Regions from separate parts of the Homo sapiens genome. Here all the other regions are linked to region 1. Evidence: chromatin contacts called from ENCODE Hi-C or POLR2A ChIA-PET data. All regions are on one chromosome and are shown on one strand. Each heading gives the region's core, a stretch centred on a gene start or an enhancer-like site at or near the end of the contact. The rest is flanking DNA. Distances are from core to core; before and after follow the strand shown.

Region 1 (2,935 bases), core at 1-2,500:
ATAAATATACATGAATTTTAAGAAGAGGATCCATGCAAGGTTCAATGATAATTGTATATCATTAACCAAAGATTTTAATTAATCCATTCTGTCACCTGAAGTCGGCCTCCCCCGCCCCCTGCCAAAAGTAAACACTTTTCTAATCAGGGCCAGCCACTGGAGAAACTGAAATGAGTGGGCGGGGTGCTAACTCTATTTTCACTTTTCTCTTCCTGTTTCTTCAGAGCCTGGGAAACAAGTCAGAATTTCCAATCTTTTCCAATTCCCACATGATTTCCTAATTTAAGACGAATTCAGAGAAAATAAAAAAGTCTTTCTCCATCTGGAGAAGACTCCGCCCCCTGCAGTGGAGCATCCTCCTTTGGGGATGAGGCCTGGGGTGGGGGTGCGTCAGCCCCAGCCTCCACACGGACGCGCCTTGGGCTTGGTCTTGGGGGAGCTACCTGCACTGTGGGGTCACATGACAGAATTAGTGGTCAGCCCTAGCTGGAGGTCCAGGGCAAACACAGGCGGGGGCAGGGGGGTGGGGGGTCGTGAGCCTGCTGATTCAAGTGTCCCTGTGGGTCCCGCACCTTCTGAGACACAAGCGCCAGGCTTCAGAGACGAGGCTCCGGGATTTACCCCTGGGGGCCTCCTGCTCCCACAGCCGATGAGAGCCGGCAGTTTGGCTGTATCGTAAGCTGGCGCTTTAGCTGGAGAGGGACGAGCCCTCGGCCAGCTCGCCAGCGGGAGGGCCTCAGTCGTCCCATCCGGGCTGTAGGCTCCGCAAAGCTCTTGATGCACTGTCAGGCTGGGAGGTCCGGCCGCTCCCATTCCCCCACAGCCGCATCTAGATTGGGGTGGGTAGGACATTTTAACGTGCTTCTGAGACAGCCACCACCGAAAGGCACCTTTAGCGGTTAGGAAACCCGCGCGGAGTTCAACCACCCGGCCTCTGCGGAGCAGAAGGCCCGGTCGGGCTTTTCCCTGCGCGGGGCGGGCGGCCGCAGCCCAGTAGCCCTGGCTTTGCTCCAGACCCGGCCCAGAGTGACATCACCAAACTCCGCCGATCGGCGGGAGGGGGCCCTGAAATCCCCTAAAAACAAAGTGAGTAATCGGCGGACCCACCCTCCAGGCGGGGCCGGGACCCGGGAGCTAGCCGAGCCACCGGGCACGCCAGCCTCTTCGTCCTCGGCGAGGCGCGCACTTGGCCCCGACCCCCGGCAGCGGCTGTGCGTGCAGCCTCTTCGTCCTCCGCGCGGCGTGCACTTGCTCCCGGCCCCTGCGCCGGGCGGCGGCGGGGCAGCGCGCAGGCGCGGCCGGATTCCGGGCAGTGACGCGACGGCGGGCCGCGCGGCGCATTTCCGCCTCTGGCGAATGGCTCGTCTGTAGTGCACGCCGCGGGCCCAGCTGCGACCCCGGCCCCGCCCCCGGGACCCCGGCCATGGACGGTGAGGTCGCCCTCTGACCCCGCGGGGTGGCATCGCCGGGGCCGCCGCGGCTGTGGCGGGAGCCCCCGCGCCGCTTTCCGCCCCTTCCTGCGCCGACGGGCGCTGCGCAGGGAGCGGTCGGCCTGCCGGATGGTGGCGCGGGGCGGGGCAGGCGGGGAGGGGTCTGACTCAGTTTCCCCTCTGGGTGGAGGGGGTGGCCCTTGACTCAGCATCCTCCCTGGGTGGGGGAGCAGAGGGAACCTTGACTCAGTTTCCCTCCACACCGTCCATGGGGGCAGCTCTGGCTTCGTTTCCCTATTAGGGGAGAACGCATCTGATTCAGTTTCCTCTCTGGAGGGAGGTGGGGCGTGCCCTCCCTCAATTTTCCTTAAGAAAGTACAACAGGCCCTGATTCAGCTTCCCTCTGGAGAAGAAGGATTCCTTACCCCGTTTTCCCTCAAGAAGCAGGTGTTTCTGGTTCCTTTCCTCCACCCCTTAGTTTCACCGCAGGTTCTAGGGAGCAGGTCCTGACTCAGTTCCCCTGGGAGGGAGCCTGGCTTCTCCTCTCCGTGGAGAGCAGATTCCTCCTTGTGAGAATGGGCATTGGGTGTGTGCTGACCCTGATCTCCCTCCCCTTTCAGAACTGTTCCCCCTCATCTTCCCGGCAGGTAAGTGGCCCCCGCGGCGGTCGGGGAGGTGCTCCCTGGGGTAGGGCAGTGGGGGCAGCCGCCTAATGGGGCTGCGGTGTCCCCTGGCAGAGCCAGCCCAGGCCTCTGGCCCCTATGTGGAGATCATTGAGCAGCCCAAGCAGCGGGGCATGCGCTTCCGCTACAAGTGCGAGGGGCGCTCCGCGGGCAGCATCCCAGGCGAGAGGAGCACAGATACCACCAAGACCCACCCCACCATCAAGGTCAGCACTGCGCCAGGGTGTGCGGGGAAGGGACTGTGGAACCCCAGCCCTCTGTGTTTGGGAGTCAGGTTTGGATGTCTGGGCCTCTGTACTTTGGACAGATCAATGGCTACACAGGACCAGGGACAGTGCGCATCTCCCTGGTCACCAAGGACCCTCCTCACCGGCCTCACCCCCACGAGCTTGTAGGAAAGGACTGCCGGGATGGCTTCTATGAGGCTGAGCTCTGCCCGGACCGCTGCATCCACAGGTGAGGTCCCTGCAGGCTAGGAGGCCCAGCATGAGGGGACAGGAGGCGGGCTATGAAGTAGCCGCTACAGTGTTACTCCTTTCTGGACCCAGGGCAGAATTCCTCACTCCTTGCCCTGACTCAGCTCTGCAAGTAAACTGCCTTTGTCTTGAAATTATCTATTTGTACGTTTACTCTAGCAGATGAGTTCCAGGGGATACGGATGGGTCCCTAATCACTTCTGAATTCCTGACCCCTGTAGCTGGAAGGACAAGTCCCTCAGAGTCACGTCTCTTGTTTGAGGAAGAAAACCATTGAACCAGCACTCTCCCCTGGAGTTGACATTGCAGTTGACAGAGACAGGCTGTAAAAAAATATACAGGCCGG
Region 2 (2,935 bases), core at 167-2,666, 750 kb after region 1:
GCACGGTGGCTCGTGCCTGTAATCCCAACACTTTGGGAGGCCAAGGCAGGCTGATCACCTAAGGTCAGGAGTTCGAGACCAGCCTGCCCAACACGGTAATTAGCTGGGTGCGGTGGTGCATGCCTGTAATCCCAGCTACTCTGGGAGGCCAAGGCAGCAGAATCATTTGAACCCAGGAGGCAGAGGTTGCAGTGAGCCAAGATTGTGCCACTGCACTCCAGCCTAGGTGACAGAGAGAGTCTGTCTCAAAAAGAAAAGAAAAGAAACATAATTACCTATGGCTGTTCCTGAAGTCGCCCATGATGTAAGAGGTTTTGTGTGGCTGCCCCCTACAGAGCAGCGGTTGGCAAACTTTTTCTGTGAAGGGCCAGAAAATAAATATTTTAGGCTTTGCAGGCCTCTGTCTCAAGTACTGAATTCTGCTCTTGTAGCAAGAAAGCAGCCCGGGGCAGAACTTAAGCAAATGAGCAAGACTGTGTGACACTAAAACGTTATGTATAAACACTGGAATGTGAATTTCATATGATTTTTCACATGCCATGAAAAGTTCATTCTTCTTTTGATTTTTCCCCTAACCATTTAAAAGACATAAAAACCATACTTAGCTCAAAGGCCGTACAAAAACAATGCCCCCCTGCTTAAAGGAGGCAGAATCCATTCTTTGATTTTAGGACTAGAGATATGAAAAGCTATTATTATTTCAGAGAGGTGCCTAAGGCCTGACCGACGGCAGAGAGAAGGGAGGGTCAGTTAATCTCCCTCTGAGCATTCCGGGGTGAGGAGGGGAAAAAAGACCTTCCTTGGTGATGGATTCAGAGCCCTTATTTATTTTTGTTTGTTTTTGAGGCAGGGTCTTTCTCGTATCTTAATCTGTTTTCTTACCTGTAAAGCGGTGGCAATAATCCCTACCTTGAGCGATTATTAAGAGGGCTCAATGAGATAAAGGATGGTAAAAGATTTTGCAAAATGCGAATGTTTACTCACTTAATTGTTTCCACAGATGCGCGCTTAAGATCGCGCACTGAGTTTACTCCTCTGGGGAAGGCTTCTACGAAGTTTGATGGGACACTGTCCCTTTAAATCCTCCCCAACCACTTAAAGTGGTTGGACGAATCAGCACATGCGCATTCCTTTGAGGGGCCGGCACCTGGAGCAACAGCCTTCCCAGAGCCTGTAGAGGGGAGGTTAAAGGTCCTCCCACACAGTACTTTACGCAAGCGTAAATCATGATTGAGAGCCCTATATCATGCAGAGAGCCCAGTCCCTTTTTCGCGCCCGAAGGCTCCGCCCCGCGCAGCCAATCAGTAGGCCTCGCCCTTTGCAATAGCCAATGACAGTGAGCGTAGGGGGCGTGGCTGGGCGTCCGGAGGCGCGGCCTGGCGCCTAGAGAAGCGGCGGGGCGAGCCGGGGGCTCTAGTGAACAGCGGAGCCGGACGGGGATCGCCGGCGGGCGGCAAGCGGAGGCGGCCCAGGCCCGGCGGTCTCCGAGATGTCACGATGGCTGTGGCCATGGTCAAACTGTGTGAAAGAGCGGGTCTGCCGCTACTTGCTGCACCACTACTTAGGTCACTTCTTCCAAGAGCACCTCAGCCTGGACCAGCTCAGCCTCGATCTGTACAAGGGCAGCGTTGCCCTGCGAGACATCCACCTGGAAATCTGGGTGAGGAGCCAGGCCCGAGTCCAGGAAGGTGCGGAGGGTGGGAGCGCAGCGACCTGAGGCTCCCTGCGGCAGGATCGGGCTGGGGGATCAGGCACCGGGCGTAGAGAGGCCAGGGGAATCTTGCCCTCTCCAGGCGTCAGAGGCACCCCGGCTGGCCTCTTCAGTTCCTTACCAGAGCCAGAAACTGAGCGGGAAGGGGTTTCTGTCTCCACGGGAGGAGAAACTGAGGCTGGAGAGGGCAAGATCACCTGTCTGGAGAATGCAAGACAAACTCGTCGAGTTTGGGGGCTGAGTTAAGGAGGTTGGCTCTCGGGCTGAGGAGGGGCTGGGGAGGGAGCGTAGGAACTGAGCTGGGCCAGGGCAGTGACAGACTTGGGCCTGCGCAGCTGGTGGGGGAAGCTGGTAGGGGTCCGGAGCCCTGGCGAGGACACCTGTGGATCATGTGCCCTGACCTCTTGACCCCACGGTCCTGAGCCCGTAGGTGGGATCAACAAACCACCGGATGTGTATGTCAACAACCGCGTCAGTACGTCAGTACCAGTGTTGATCAACACCTCGTGTGCCTGGGTCGCTGCCTACTTCCTGCTTTTGGGAGAGTGGGATGGGCCAAGTGGGTGTCTAGGGAGGGACTGGATGGCCCCCACCTACATCTCCCACCGACCCCCCCGGCTCAGTGTCCCTGCCTGGAGGGAGGCCCTGGAGGAAAGGTGGGGAGATCTGGCTTCAAGCCGGGAGGAGGCCAAGGGAGATGCTAGGGAGGCCAAGAGGTGTAAGGTCAGAGGCTTGAGGCTGGGAACGGTGAGGAGCCCTGACTCACAGCTCAGCTGACCTGGGGAGCTTTGAAGGAGCCACCAATTAGAGGCGCGTCCTGGTCGATCCACCAGGTCCAGAGCAGCAGGGGTGGGCATGGAGGCAGGGACTTCTCAGTTTTGTGGCTGGACTCAGGGGGCTGCTAATCTGGGCAGAAGAGCTAGGCTTTGGGGGTAGGCCAGGCCCTGGTGAGCAAATGTGGGGTAGGATAATCGTGGGCCCTGAACTGGGGGCACCCCCCAGTGGCCTGCTGTCTGTGAATTCTGGTGTAGGAAGCCCTCTCTGACCTCTAACCTTAGCCTCAGCCTCTAAGGCCGTCTCTAGGCTGCCCCTTTTTTATTTTTATAGAGACAGGATTTCGCTATGTTGCCCAGGCTAGCCTTGAACCCCTGAAGGGATCCTCCCACCTCAGCCTCCCAAAGTGCTGAGATTATAGGCATGAACCACCATACCCAGCCCTAGGCT
Region 3 (2,935 bases), core at 153-2,652, 710 kb before region 1:
TATAAGAAAAATACAAGTTAATAACTTTTGATAAAATTGTCAGCAGACCCTCTGAGGCTAACTGAGGGGAAGGGATGGGAAGGCAGATTAAGAAGTGTTAGCAACCTGTTAACACCCTTGACATATTCAGAGGCTTGAAAGAAAATGGGAAGAATAACTTTCTCTTTCGGTGTAATTTAATGCTGTCTCTGTTCTCCCTAAAATCACCTGCATTTTACTGCAACCACCCATTTATCACTCAACGGCGCTAGATGCTGCCAGTAAACCAATGGACCAGATAAGCACAGCCTCTGCCCCTACAGACTCTCAGTCGGCTGGAGGAAAAACATAAGCAACCTGGGAATGGCTATAAAATGTCATTGCTTAAGAAAATAGTTTGTGGCCGGGCGTGGTGGCTCACGCCTGTAATAGCAACATTTTGGGAGGCCGATGCGGGCGGATCACCTGAGGTCAAGAGTTCGAGACCAGCCTGGTCAAAAGATGAGTTCGAGACTAGACTGGCCACCTCTTCAGTAGAGCTGGTGAAGCCCCGTTTCTACTAAAAATACAAAAATTAACCGGACGTGGTGGCATGCGCCTGTAGTCCCAGCTACTCCTGAGGCTGAGGCACCAGAATCGCTTGAACCTGCCTGGGAGGGGGAGGTTGCAGTGAGCCAAGATCACGCCACTGCACTTCCGCCTGGGCGACAGAGCGACACTCAGTCTCAAAAAAACTAGTTTGTGTTTTGGAGCCTCTCACTTCTCCAGCGTCCCCGATACGCCCGGGGATTGCAGAGAACCCACACCTATTCGTAGATTATGAGAGTAGGAGCAAATTAATGATTTATAGTCTTTTCAAATTTTTTTTTTTAACAGAAAAAGAGTAGGGAGTTGAAAGTAATGCTGTTTTTTTCCAGGCACTCCCGGGGACCCAGCGCGGCGAAGCCCGCCAGGATCGCGGGCGACCTGTGGCAGCTCTGGTTCCCCCGCCCGGGCCCGGCTCGGGTTACGCTCTGGGCGGGGACTCCGCAGCGGCTCCCTAGTTAGGGGGCGCCCCGGTGGGTTCCAGCTTTAGGGGTCGCAGGAGCGGCTCTGGCATCACCTCGGAGCTGACGAAGCGGGAAGAGCCCCGCACCAGTGCTGCCCCTACAGAGCTCTCGGCGGGGGGTGGAGGTGAGGTTACACCTCGTCCCTACCCCCGCCTTCCCCTCCGCCGCAGGGATCCGGGACCCGCCCCCGCGGAGAGGACGGGGGGCTGCGGGGAGGGGCTGTGCGGGGAGCGGGCGGGTTCCGCAGGCCCCTAGGTGGGGCGGGGCCCGAGCCAGAGTCGAGTCCCTGAGGCGGGTGGGGGAAGGAGAGACGGGTGGCGCGACCCTCTGTCCCCGCCTCGGGGCGGAGCCCAGGTCCCAGCCTGCGGAGCGCGAGACACGCCGAAATCCGCCCGAGGCTACCTGTGCGACTCCAGCCGCCCTGCACCGGAATCTGGGGAGACCCGCCCCCCGCCCCACCGGTCTGCGGCCCTCCGCCCCAGCGCAGGTGCAGGTGCGGCTTCTCTGCCCCTTTCACCCCAGGCGCATCCGCCGCGGCGGCCATGGCGCGAGGAGACGCCCCGCGGGACAGGTGAGTGGGCCCGGGTGCGTTGCAAGTGGCCGGGGGCGTTGCAGACCCGCTCCCTGAAGGCGCTCCGAGGCTCAGAGAAGACCGGATCGAACTACAATTCCCATCAGCCGACTCCCTCGGCCGCCGGAACCGGGGTGATCGGGGTTGTAGTCCGCTCCGGAGGGGGTGGCCTGGGAGGCGGGAGGGCCTGCGGAGGCGGGTGCGTCCTCGGGGTGACCTTCCCACCGATCCCCACAGCTACCACCTGGTCGGGATCAGCTTCTTCATCCTGGGGCTGGGCACCCTCCTTCCCTGGAACTTCTTCATCACCGCCATCCCGGTGAGACTCCTGGCGGCGTGGCAGCCTCGTGGCCACAGCCAGCACCCCTCCCTCCAGCCCTTTGGATGAAGCTTAGCGGGCGCTTCCTCACCGCGCACCTGTGACCCCTCGTTGAGCTCATTATGGGCTGAAGCTCGGAGAGGGGAATGCTTCCCCCGTGGCTAGGAAAGTAGAACTTCAGCAATGCCCACATCTCAGAGGGGCAAGGCCACCAGCCCACAGGGTCTGGAATGAGCAAAGGCGCTGCCACCCCTCTCTGTGTGTCGTTATTCCTGAGTCAGTCACCCCAAAAGTCGGTTATCGAACGTTTGATTTTCTTTGAAATACCATGAATTTCATTCATTCACTCATTCATTCAACAAACTTTTTTTTTTTTTTTTTTTTTGAGACAGAGTCTGGCTCTTTCGCCCAGGCTGGAGTGCAGTGGCGCCATCTCGGCTCACTGCAAGCTCCGCCTCCCGGGTTCACGCCATTCTCCTGCCTCACCCTCCCGAGTAGCTGGGACTACAGGCGCCCGCCGCCACGCGCGGCTATTTTTTTTTGTATTTTTAGTAGAGACGGGGTTTCACCGTGTTAGCCAGGATGGTCTCGATCTCCTGACCTCGTGATCCTCCCGCCTCGGCCTCCCAAAGTGCTGGGATTACAGGCGTGAGCCACCGTGCCCAGCCTCATTCAACAAACTTTTAATGTGCATCTACTGTGGAGCAGGCACTGGGGACACAGGAGGAAACAGCAGGGAGGCTCTTCAGGGAAGGCAGAAATGTGGGGTTTGCATTGTCTTTGGGACCGGGTTATTCATCTGTATTCACTGCAACAACTTTGCAAATGCTTCTTGGGTACTGGCTCTGTGCTGGGCCCTGGAAACCCAGAGATGAATCAGCCCCTGGGCTTGAGAGCAAGAGGGGGCCAAAGAGCTATTAATAATGTAACATGATGCGTGACATTCCAGGCTTGCAGCAGAGTGCAGTGGGTCCCCAGGGGAGGGAGAAAGTTCCTTCTGCTTCATGGAAGAGGAGA
Region 4 (2,935 bases), core at 131-2,630, 650 kb after region 1:
GGTAAGATTTTTTAGTTTTATTACCCTGGGCACTAGGACAGTGTCTAGCACATATTAGGCACTCAATATTTATCAAATGAGTGAACTGTATGCTTTTCTTAGAGCTCTTTAAAGCAGACATGCGGCCCGGCGCAGTGGCTCACGCCCATAATCCCAACAGTTTGGGAGGCCAAGGCGGGTGGATCACTTGAGGTCAGGAATTCGAGAACAGCCTGACCAACAAGGTGAAACCCCGTCTCTACTAACAATATTTAAAAAAATAGCCGGGCGTGGTGGCGGGCACCTGTAATCCCAGCTACTTGGGAGGCTGAGGCAGGAGAATTGCTTGAACTCGGGGGGCGGAGGTTGCAGCGAGCTGAGATTGTGCCACTGCACTCCAGCCTGGGCAACAAGAGCGAAACTCCGTCTCAAACAAAACAAAATAAAACAGACATGGGCCGGACTCCGTGGCTCATGCCTATATTCCCAGAGTTTTGGGAGGCTGAGGCAGGAGGATCACTTAAGCCTAGAAGCTGGAGGCTGCGGTGAGCCTTGATTGTGCCACTGCACTCCAGCCAGGGCAACAGAGCAAGACCCTGTCTCAAAAAACAAAACAGTCATGATGTGATTATTAAGTTATATGTGCACGTAAGCGTCTTATCTCCCCAGCCATTCCCCCGCGGAGCCTGGCACAGAGCTGGGGGAACAGGTGCGGGCGCCTAACTGGACTCAGAAGGCGCACAGGGCGCACGGGACACTCGGGCCCACACACACACATCCTCAGCCGCAGGGACAACCACGGGCCGCGTAACACCAAAGAGACGGACTGTTGGATCCACGCTCGAAAGGATCCGCGGAGCCCACACGCGCCACCCGCCACCCCGCACGCCCCCGGGATTCGGAGCTCGAGGGCGGGGCCGGGGCCTGGAACCCTCGGGCCCGGGGGAGGAGATCAGAGCCGGGAGGGCAGCGGCCCCACGCTTGGGCCAGGCCGCCGGGTGGTGGCGTCCGAGTTATCTCCGGGACCCACCACCCCTGACACTCGGGCCGCCTAGCCCCGCCGCTGCGCCTGCAGGACCGCTTCTGCGGCCCTCGGAGCTGGCCCCTGCCCCAGTCCTGGGGTGCGGCTCCTCCCGGCCCGACGGGGCGATTGATGGGGCCCGCGTGGTGACGCCAGGGGCAGTTGGGACGCGCCGGCCGCCGCGTTCCGCTCCCGACAGGGGGCGCCCGGCACCGCCTGCCCGGCTGGACCCCGCCACCCTCGCGGTTCCGGCGTCCGGTAGGATACAGCATGAGCAGTCGCAGCTCCCGCTCTTTCTGCTTCATCTTCTTCAGAATGGTCAGGAGCCCCATGGTCCCCGGAGCCCCCTCCCGGCCGCCGTTTCTTCCCAGTCCCGGGACCCCGCTCCCGGTTCCTGTTGGCTATCACGCTCGCCGACGGCATAGTCGATTGGCCGGACGCTCGTTTGGTCCCGCCCTTGCCGCACGTGACCGCGAGGTCGCCCGCGCAGCTGCTGCGAGGGTCCCTCTAGCGGCGCGGGGGGTTTCTGTGCTGCCGCCCGCCCTGACGCTGCGCCTCCCGAGGGCTGAGGCTGGGGGAGCAAGGGCGACTCCCCCACCCTTTCCCCTGCCGGACTGGGGCTCTTGGCCGGAGCGGAAACCTTGAAGTTCCTGAGTTGCATCTTGGCTGCGTCTGACCTGAGAGTCAGAACCCAGGGCCCCCAGGTACGGACGAACTCATCCTGGGGCCAGTGTAGGCCCCCGTTCCCAGCAACACAGTCCAAATCCTGCTCATCTGGGCCCTCGGCATCATCCTCTGACAGAGCGGAAAGTTGGGCCTCCCCCTACCCGGCTCCGGTGGCTCTCAGTTCAGGGCGGCGGTGCCCCCTGGAGGCCGTTCGGAAACATGCGGGGCGTCCCTGGGTTCCAATGACGGAATTGCAGTCCCGCCCCAAAGGCTGCCCCCACCCAGAGGCCCAGCGTTTCCCTGTTCAGAAGCACAGTTCCTACTTTTGCAGATGGAAAAACTGAGGCCCAGATGGTGCTTAGCACAGTGGCTGGCATGTAGTAGGTGCTCAATAAATATTTGTTGTTGAATGAATGGCTTTGTCCAAGAGTTTCATTCTTTACTTTAGCGCTCAAGAAGTCCAGAAGAAGTGAGGAAATAGGTCAAGGACCAAGCCCTTTTGTAAACTCAGGAGACAGCCTTATTGCTGCAGGTAAGTGTGGATAGGCAGCACGGAAGAGCCTCTCTCATGCTTGGGAAAGAGCTGTCAGCACCAGCTGAGGACAATAGCTAACTCCTGTGTAACTGTTTGCAACGCACTTCACGTGTTCAGCTTCATCCTCCCTGCAACCCTGAGAGGTTTATATTCTTTTCGTAGCTATGATAATGGAATCCAGAGTGTTTAAGGAGCATGGGTGAGATTCAAACTCAGGTCTAGTAAATGGTAAAGCACAATGTCTTCATGCCTCCATGAAGTTTGCCTAGAGAGAGGTCTGGAAGAAGCTGGAGCTTCCCATCTTGCAGAAAGGGGCTTGTGGTCAGAGGAGGGCTGAACAGATAGGCTGCCTGAGTGGGACCCTTCGGTCAGCACCATTTACCCTCCATCACACACACACAAGGAAGAAAGTGAGCATATCGCCTACCCAGAGGCTTCGAAATGCAGCTAAGATCAAAATGGGAAATGCTGGCCGGGCGCCATGGCTCACGCCTGTAAACCCAGCACTTTGGGAGGCCGAGGCAGGTGGATCACGAGGTCAGGAGTTCAAGACCAGCCTGGCCAACATGGTGAAACCCCGTCTCTACTAAGAATACAAAAAATTAGCTGGGCGTGGTGGCGGCACCTGTAATCCCAGCTATTCGGGAGGCTGAGGCAGAGAATTGCTTGAACCCAGGAGACGGAGGTTGCAGTGAGCCGAGATTGTGCCACTGCACTCCAGACTGGGTGACAGA
Region 5 (2,935 bases), core at 256-2,755, 650 kb before region 1:
GAGTGACCTCCCTCATTTCGTGCTCACTGCCTTGGGGGGCGGGGGTGAGACCTGGGGAGGGGAGGCGCCAGTTCCCACCGCCTCTGTAATTTTTCAGTTACAGCCTCTTGGGGGCCTCTAATTAGGACGGGGCAGAGCCGCCACGACCACCCGGGCAGGCGAGGAGGAGTGGCCCAGCGCCCCCTTCGGGCCTGGACCTGAGCTGGAAGGCTGAGCTGGGCCCCAGGGAACCAGGAAAGGAGGGGCCGGAGCTGGGGATGAACCAGGGGGTCGCGGAGGGGGCGGAGGGAACGCTACGCACCGCCCCCGGTCCCCGCTCTCACGTTCCCCTAACTCAAACCAGACGTCCCCGCCAGATCCTGCACAGCTTTAACCTCGGAGACGCCGTCGGGCAGGTTTGCTGGATGCCAATGAGGGTTGCGAGGCGGCCCAGACGGCTGAGTCTGGGAAGGAGGTGAGGAAGCCTGGGGAGCGACAAGGCCTGCAGAGACGGGATGGTCTGGAGTCCCCTCCGTGACCTCGGGTAGGGATCTAGAGCGCCTCGAGGGCAGGAAACAGTTAAATACACTGCAGTCGGAGGCGGGGGATGGGAGTGGGGAAGGGGGCCCAGAGCCGGCTCTTTGTCATCTGGTAATGAGCACCAGATGCGGAGCTGCGTGCGGGCCTAAACAGACGGCCTCCCAGGGCAGAGCCCCGGCCTGCGCCCAGCCCGGGCTCAGCCCACTTACTCGCAGGCCCCGCCTCATTCGGGCGCGGCGGCGAACTGCATACTCCAGCGGTATCAGCCCGGACCTGGGAGCTACGAGCCACGCCTACTCGCTGCAGAACAGAAGAGAGCCCCCGGGAGCTCTCCAGAGGCCCCGCCCACAAAGCCACAAGCCCCGCCCCTGCCAACTCAAAGATTCCAGCAGCGATTGTGCCCGCCCCCTGCCCTCTTGGCCCCGCCCAGTCCCCCGCCCACAACCTACAAGCCCCACCTCCTCCGCTCGGCGCGCGCAGATTGGCGGAACTATTAGTCTCGGCTTCTAGGAGGTATGAACTTCGCCCCGAGTTTACACATTCTCTTCACGCGGCGCTACAGGCCCCGCCCAACACAACTGCAAGCTTCGCCTCACAGAGCCCTGGACACTGCAGGGAATCCCTCAGAGGTCTTAACTCTGTTGGGGGATGATGTAAACTCCGCCCTCCAGGGAAACGTGTGAAGTTCCCCTCAACCTCCTCTTCAGGCTCCGTCCCCAGCTACAAGCTCCGCCCCCTCTCAAGCTCACAAAAGTGGAAGAACTGCGCCCTCGTAGGACTGTCACACCTCACACATCGAGCGGAGGTAGCGGTTCACCTACACGGAGCCCCGCCCCCGGGGCCGCCCACGAAAGATGCAAGCCACGCCCCTGGGGGCCCTGGAGTCCCGCCCACCCAGAGCGCCCTGGCTGCGGCGTAGCGCACAAATACGGCTCTGCGAAGAGCGCTACCGAGCGAGCCTCTTATCGCACGCCCCGCCCACACTCAGGCTCACCCTCTTGGCGCAAGCACCGCCCACTCCACCCCTGGGTCCCTTACCACCTTCGCGATATGCCCAGATCCACCAGTCCTCCGAACCCCTCATCTCTCACCACGATGCCCTTGAACCTGGCCCTGGAGCCCTCTTCTTCCTCCACCTACGGTTTCCGTTTGTCCAGATTTCGGGTTCTCTGGGCGAGCCCGGAGACTGGGCCCGGACAGCCGGGCAGATGGCGTCGATGGGCCTTTGGCGCCACCTGGCCTCGGCCCCACGGACTTACAGCCACCGCGAGGCCTCGGTAGGGCCTCTCTCTCAAAGCGTACTAATTGCTCAGTAAATAGAAATAGCTGCTTAATTCGTTAAATGTTAGTGTTACTTAAATATCTGCCGACTCCCCCCACGGGACAGCCCATCCTTTCGCAGATGCCTTTCGTCGTATGTGGAAATTCGTCCCTAAGGGAGCTTCGCACTGGCCCTCGAGCCACCCTATGAGCTGAGCGCCCCTGACAATCTCTAAAGTGGCTGGCTGGTCGAACTCTTGCTGTCTCTCCCCGACAAATCCTTTCGCCTGGAGGGCGAAAGCATCGCCTCTCATCTGGCGGCCTAGAATTCCTAGGACCAGGTTTCCCCCGCCCCCACCTAGTGCTCCAAAGGCTAGACACCTTCCCTGGGGGCTGTGTTGCGAAGGGGTGGGTTTGGGCGGGGAAGCCCTCAATTAGGAGCTGAAGGTCGTAGTTTTTAGGGACAGTGTCTCAAGGGAGACCCTATCTCAGCTCTCATCTCTACCTCTGAAAATAACAGCCTGGAGGGCAGGAGACGCTGAAGTTCAGGGCTAGGAACCCAGTAAAATATTTTTCAAACATTAGTGGGACAGACAGGGAGCAACCCTTGAGGAGGAAGGGAGTTGACACCACTGAGCTCCAGTTGGGCCCTTTGCTTCCTGCCTTAGCTGCCAACCTTGCCCTTACCCACCTCCGGGCAAATCAGGCCTGGGGAGAGGGATACTTTCCAGACCAGGTTCCAATGCTCGTGCACTAGCCATTACAAATGTAAATAGGGTTTAGCGCTAAATACTGACGATAATAATAGTGAATGCTTGAAGCACTTCTGTTTTGTTTTTGTTTTTGTTTTTTGTTTTTGTTTTTGTTTTTTCGAGACGGAGTTTCTCTCTTGTTGCTCAGGCTGGAGTGCAATAGCGCCATCTCGGCTCACTGCAACCTCCGCCTCCCAGGTTCAAGCGATTCTCCTGCCGCAGCCTCCCAAGTAGCTGGGATTACAGGCACCCACAACCACGCCCGGCTAATTTTTGTATTTTTAATACAGACGGGGTTTCACTATGTTGGTCAGGCTGGTTTCGAACTCTTCGCCTCAGGTGATCCACCCACCTCAGCCTCCCGAAGTGCTGGGATTACAGGCATGAGCCACCATGCCCAGCCT
Region 6 (2,935 bases), core at 215-2,714, 530 kb after region 1:
GCCTGTAATCCCAACACCTTGTGGGGCTGAGGTGGGAGGATCGCTTGAGCCCGGGAGGTCGAGGCTGCAATGAGCCCTGATGGCGCCAATGCACTCCAGCCTGGGCGACAGAGCAAGACCCTGTCGCAAAAATTAATAAATAAATAAATAAAAAGAAAAGGGGGAAAAAAAGTTATACGTGGCCTTACGGGGAAGCCAACTCTGACTGGTTATAAGCTGAAACTGTCAAGTCAACAGGTGGCAGGGAAGATGGCTGAGACCAACAGCACAGAGATTTAGAGGCAGACAGACCTGGCGCCAATCCTAGGACAGGTTTTGGTAAGCCTTTGAATTTCAATTGCCCCACGTTTCGGGGGAGGGGGTAGCACCCCCTAGCTCATAAACCTTAGTGATTGATGATTAAATGAGATGACGGAGGAAAACGCAAGGCACAAAGTGGATGCATTAGCTCCATTTTGTTAATCAGCAGGCTTAGTTGGCTGCGACCCAGACACGAACTAAAATACAGTGCAGCCCAGGACCAGTGGGGGTCTTGCTTATGGCTCAGAGCTGAACAACACATGGGCAGCAAAATCAGACACTGAGATGCGGGCAGGCCTGCGACGCTGAAGTCAATTCCTTTGAACAAACAGAACACTTCCGTCCCAAGATTAGCAGGAATTAATCTCCCAGTCTCGGGTACACCTGGTTGTCCCTCCCTGTCCTGGCGCGGCAAACGTTCCCGGAGGCCAGCCAGGGATCACTCGCCCAAGGACTGAGCTTTCCCTACTCTCAGCCAACTGGAGCGGGACCAGGGCCTAGGCAACGCAGCTGTCCGCCCCTAACAACCACTCACCTGCTTTCCCCTTTCTATAGGCCAGCAAAGGTACATTCTTTTTCTTATTGGGCCGCGTAACTTATCGCAACCAATCAGTGGCAGCCACGGGACCCAACTCACTCCCACACAACTTGTGGGGGTGATCATGGAGAAGACAAATTTTTGTTTTCCGCATCCAGTTCTCTCAGAGAGCACCGTATTTGTCAAACTGTTGTGACTCTCCCTAAATGTTTAAGAAAACATTTCATTCCCCTCAGGCTTGTATAGTCTGTCCCTGGCCTACTCCCCGCTCCAGGTGGTACAGCCCGCAAGCGGCTCCCCTTCCCAGCTGCTCGCGGGGCCGAGTCCCCCAGTCCGAGGAGGCCACTCAGCGCAGGAGCCATACCATCTGTGACTAATAAATAATAGGGGGACCTCCGACTCCCCCCTGTTGCCTTATTACCTTCCGACCACCTCTCGGACCTCTTGCCCAGCCCTTCCCCGTAGACATCACCCCAGATACGGTGGTGACACCATTGCTATGGGCCCACGTAGGGCGCAGTGCGAGCCAGGGCAGGACGCACTTGGTACGACCCACGCCGCGCCCCGCGCCGCCGGAAGTGAGGTGTCTGACCCCCGAAGTTCCGGTTCGCAGGGGGTGGGGAGTGTTGTTAACCGGAGGGGCAGCCGCAGTCGCGCGGATTGAGCGGGCTCGCGGCGCTGGGTTCCTGGTGAGTGGGGCGAAGTCTGGCCCGAGTTGTGGTTGGGGTCGGGACCCGAACCTTCCCCTTGAGGTCTCCGGAGTCGGCACGCCCCTCAGCCCCGCCGCACGCTTTCGGCCTGTCAGCTGGCCGGAGACCTCAGACGCCGGTGCGGCCGCTTTGCTCAAGCCTGGGCCCTGCCTGCGACGCCCGCAACTCCTGGTGCTCACAGGTGCGCGGCCGCGAGGGCGACCCGGCTCCTCCCGTCCCGCTGCTGCTCTCTCCCGTCCCGCTGTTTTTGTGGTGCTCTGAGTTGACACTACTCCGGGGGTCGGGGGACCCCAGGATTCCAGGCTGACGTTCCCCGCCCGCTCCCGCAGGGCGGGCGTCCGAACTGCCCACCCTAACACAGCTGTCACCGGCGCTGTCGCCTGCCCAGCCTGCTATCCTCTGTGCCTTGGCTGCTCTCAGCCCTGGCTGCGCATTCCCGCCCCTGGAGCAGATTTCTGCTGTTGCCTCCCACCCCATCTTCTCCACCGGAGGGTCAGCGGTGCAGCTCCCCCTCCTCCAACATTGCAGCTTTTCCTCATCACCTCCCTAGAGGAGGCGGCTTGGCAGGCAGCGTGGAAAGAGCCCTAGATTTGAAGCAAGACTGACCCAGGTTCCAGGCCTTGCGTCAGTGTGATCACTTAACCCCTTCGAGTCTAATTTGTAAAATGGGGTAGCGTAAGCTATTCTTTGTCTGATGATTTCGAGGGCGAAATGTGATTTCCCCCCCACTTTCTCCTATGAATTGAGGCTGTGCCAGGCACCGGGCTATTTTGCACAGCACGAGCATCACATAAGTTATTTTCTTGCCCCATGCAGGTCTCCGGGCCAGGGCAATGTTCCGCACGGCAGTGATGATGGCGGCCAGCCTGGCGCTGACCGGGGCTGTGGTGGCTCACGCCTACTACCTCAAACACCAGTTCTACCCCACTGTGGTGTACCTGACCAAGTCCAGCCCCAGCATGGCAGTGAGTTCAGGGCTCAGGGAGGGAGGAACTCCCTGGGAGGGAAGGAGGAGTCTGCCTGGGCAAGGGGCGGGGCTAGAGGTCAGGTAAGTAGGGAAGTAGCCGCCAGCTGCCTAACTTTGAATAAACTGTGATGAGGATGTGGAGGATCCTGCATGATGAGTCCCAAGGAGAGGAAAGCAGAAAGTGACCTCAAACCACAGCCTCTCCCCACTCCTAGGTCCTGTACATCCAGGCCTTTGTCCTTGTCTTCCTTCTGGGCAAGGTGATGGGCAAGGTGTTCTTTGGGCAACTGAGGGCAGCAGAGATGGAGGTAAGATGTCGGCTGCCCCAAAGGTGAGGGCAGGGTGCTGGGAAAGAATGTTTGGTATCCACATTATTCCCTGCCTGGCCCCCAGCACCTTCTGGAACGTTCCTGGTACGCC

Evidence for each region. A loop is a pair of places that touch in the nucleus more often than their neighbours do. ChIA-PET counts read pairs that join two places held with the same protein, here RNA polymerase II (POLR2A). Pooled maps may share reads with other maps.
Region 2: a loop to region 1 is called in a pooled map, with 6 times the contacts of the local background. The contact joins the promoter of ATG2A here to the promoter of RELA-DT in region 1. A Hi-C loop is called at or near these places in 8 of 50 pooled maps.
Region 3: a loop to region 1 is called in a pooled map, with 14 times the contacts of the local background. The contact joins the promoter of SLC29A2 here to the promoter of RELA-DT in region 1. A Hi-C loop is called at or near these places in 5 of 50 pooled maps. POLR2A ChIA-PET finds 5 or more read pairs at or near these places in 2 of 52 experiments (H1 and OCI-LY7).
Region 4: a map of heart left ventricle shows a loop between it and region 1 (7-fold over the local background). The contact joins the promoter of ARL2-SNX15 here to the promoter of RELA-DT in region 1. A Hi-C loop is called at or near these places in 2 of 168 maps with a recorded cell type or tissue (gastrocnemius medialis and heart left ventricle), 4 of 37 single-sample maps with no recorded cell type and 13 of 50 pooled maps. POLR2A ChIA-PET finds 5 or more read pairs at or near these places in 1 of 52 experiments (PC-9).
Region 5: a loop to region 1 is called in a pooled map, with 5 times the contacts of the local background. The contact joins the enhancer-like site here to the promoter of RELA-DT in region 1. A Hi-C loop is called at or near these places in 6 of 50 pooled maps. POLR2A ChIA-PET finds 5 or more read pairs at or near these places in 2 of 52 experiments (CD8-positive, alpha-beta T cell and naive thymus-derived CD8-positive, alpha-beta T cell).
Region 6: a loop to region 1 is called in a pooled map, with 9 times the contacts of the local background. The contact joins the promoter of SYVN1 here to the promoter of RELA-DT in region 1. A Hi-C loop is called at or near these places in 8 of 50 pooled maps. POLR2A ChIA-PET finds 5 or more read pairs at or near these places in 3 of 52 experiments (A549, AG04449 and CD4-positive, alpha-beta T cell).

The regions. Positions count from the first base shown.
Region 1 is chr11:65,661,321-65,664,255 of GRCh38, reverse strand. It overlaps RELA-DT (RELA divergent transcript), which reads right to left and starts at 1,250. Exons shown (of 4, transcript NR_183625.1): 1 at 1,108-1,250. RELA (RELA proto-oncogene, NF-kB subunit) reads left to right here and starts at 1,340. Exons shown (of 11, transcript NM_021975.4): 1 at 1,340-1,430; 2 at 2,051-2,077; 3 at 2,168-2,319; 4 at 2,421-2,569. The coding sequence starts at 1,424. RefSeq lists an enhancer at 834-1,033 and silencers at 1,124-1,533, 1,594-1,653.
Region 2 is chr11:64,915,690-64,918,624 of GRCh38, reverse strand. It overlaps ATG2A (autophagy related 2A), which reads left to right and starts at 1,416. Exons shown (of 41, transcript NM_015104.3): 1 at 1,416-1,660. The coding sequence starts at 1,490. It also overlaps a transcript of PPP2R5B not described here. RefSeq lists an enhancer at 1,015-1,144 and a silencer at 1,195-1,504.
Region 3 is chr11:66,370,227-66,373,161 of GRCh38, reverse strand. SLC29A2 (solute carrier family 29 member 2) reads left to right here and starts at 1,402. Exons shown (of 12, transcript NM_001532.3): 1 at 1,402-1,599; 2 at 1,837-1,918. The coding sequence starts at 1,571. RefSeq lists a silencer at 947-1,706.
Region 4 is chr11:65,012,605-65,015,539 of GRCh38, reverse strand. It overlaps ARL2-SNX15 (ARL2-SNX15 readthrough (NMD candidate)), which reads right to left and starts at 1,380. Exons shown (of 11, transcript NR_037650.2): 1 at 1,268-1,380. ARL2 (ARF like GTPase 2) reads right to left here and starts at 1,380. Exons shown (of 5, transcript NM_001667.4): 1 at 1,268-1,380. The coding sequence starts at 1,332. RefSeq lists a silencer at 774-1,533.
Region 5 is chr11:66,310,786-66,313,720 of GRCh38, reverse strand. No RefSeq gene overlaps it. Among named protein-coding and RNA genes, the nearest start is that of CD248, 4.8 kb to the left of the region's middle. RefSeq lists a silencer at 1,271-1,520. Within about 2 kb of position 1,505, at least 39 of the 41 ENCODE cell types and tissues checked have a DNase peak (open chromatin) inside an H3K27ac peak, as active enhancers do; they include CD8-positive, alpha-beta T cell, where a contact is called at or near this core.
Region 6 is chr11:65,133,048-65,135,982 of GRCh38, reverse strand. It overlaps SYVN1 (synoviolin 1), which reads left to right and starts at 1,464. Exons shown (of 16, transcript NM_172230.3): 1 at 1,464-1,527; 2 at 2,365-2,513; 3 at 2,731-2,823; 4 at 2,909-2,935. The coding sequence starts at 2,382. RefSeq lists silencers at 785-968, 2,685-2,861 and enhancers at 954-1,463, 822-1,725, 2,014-2,083.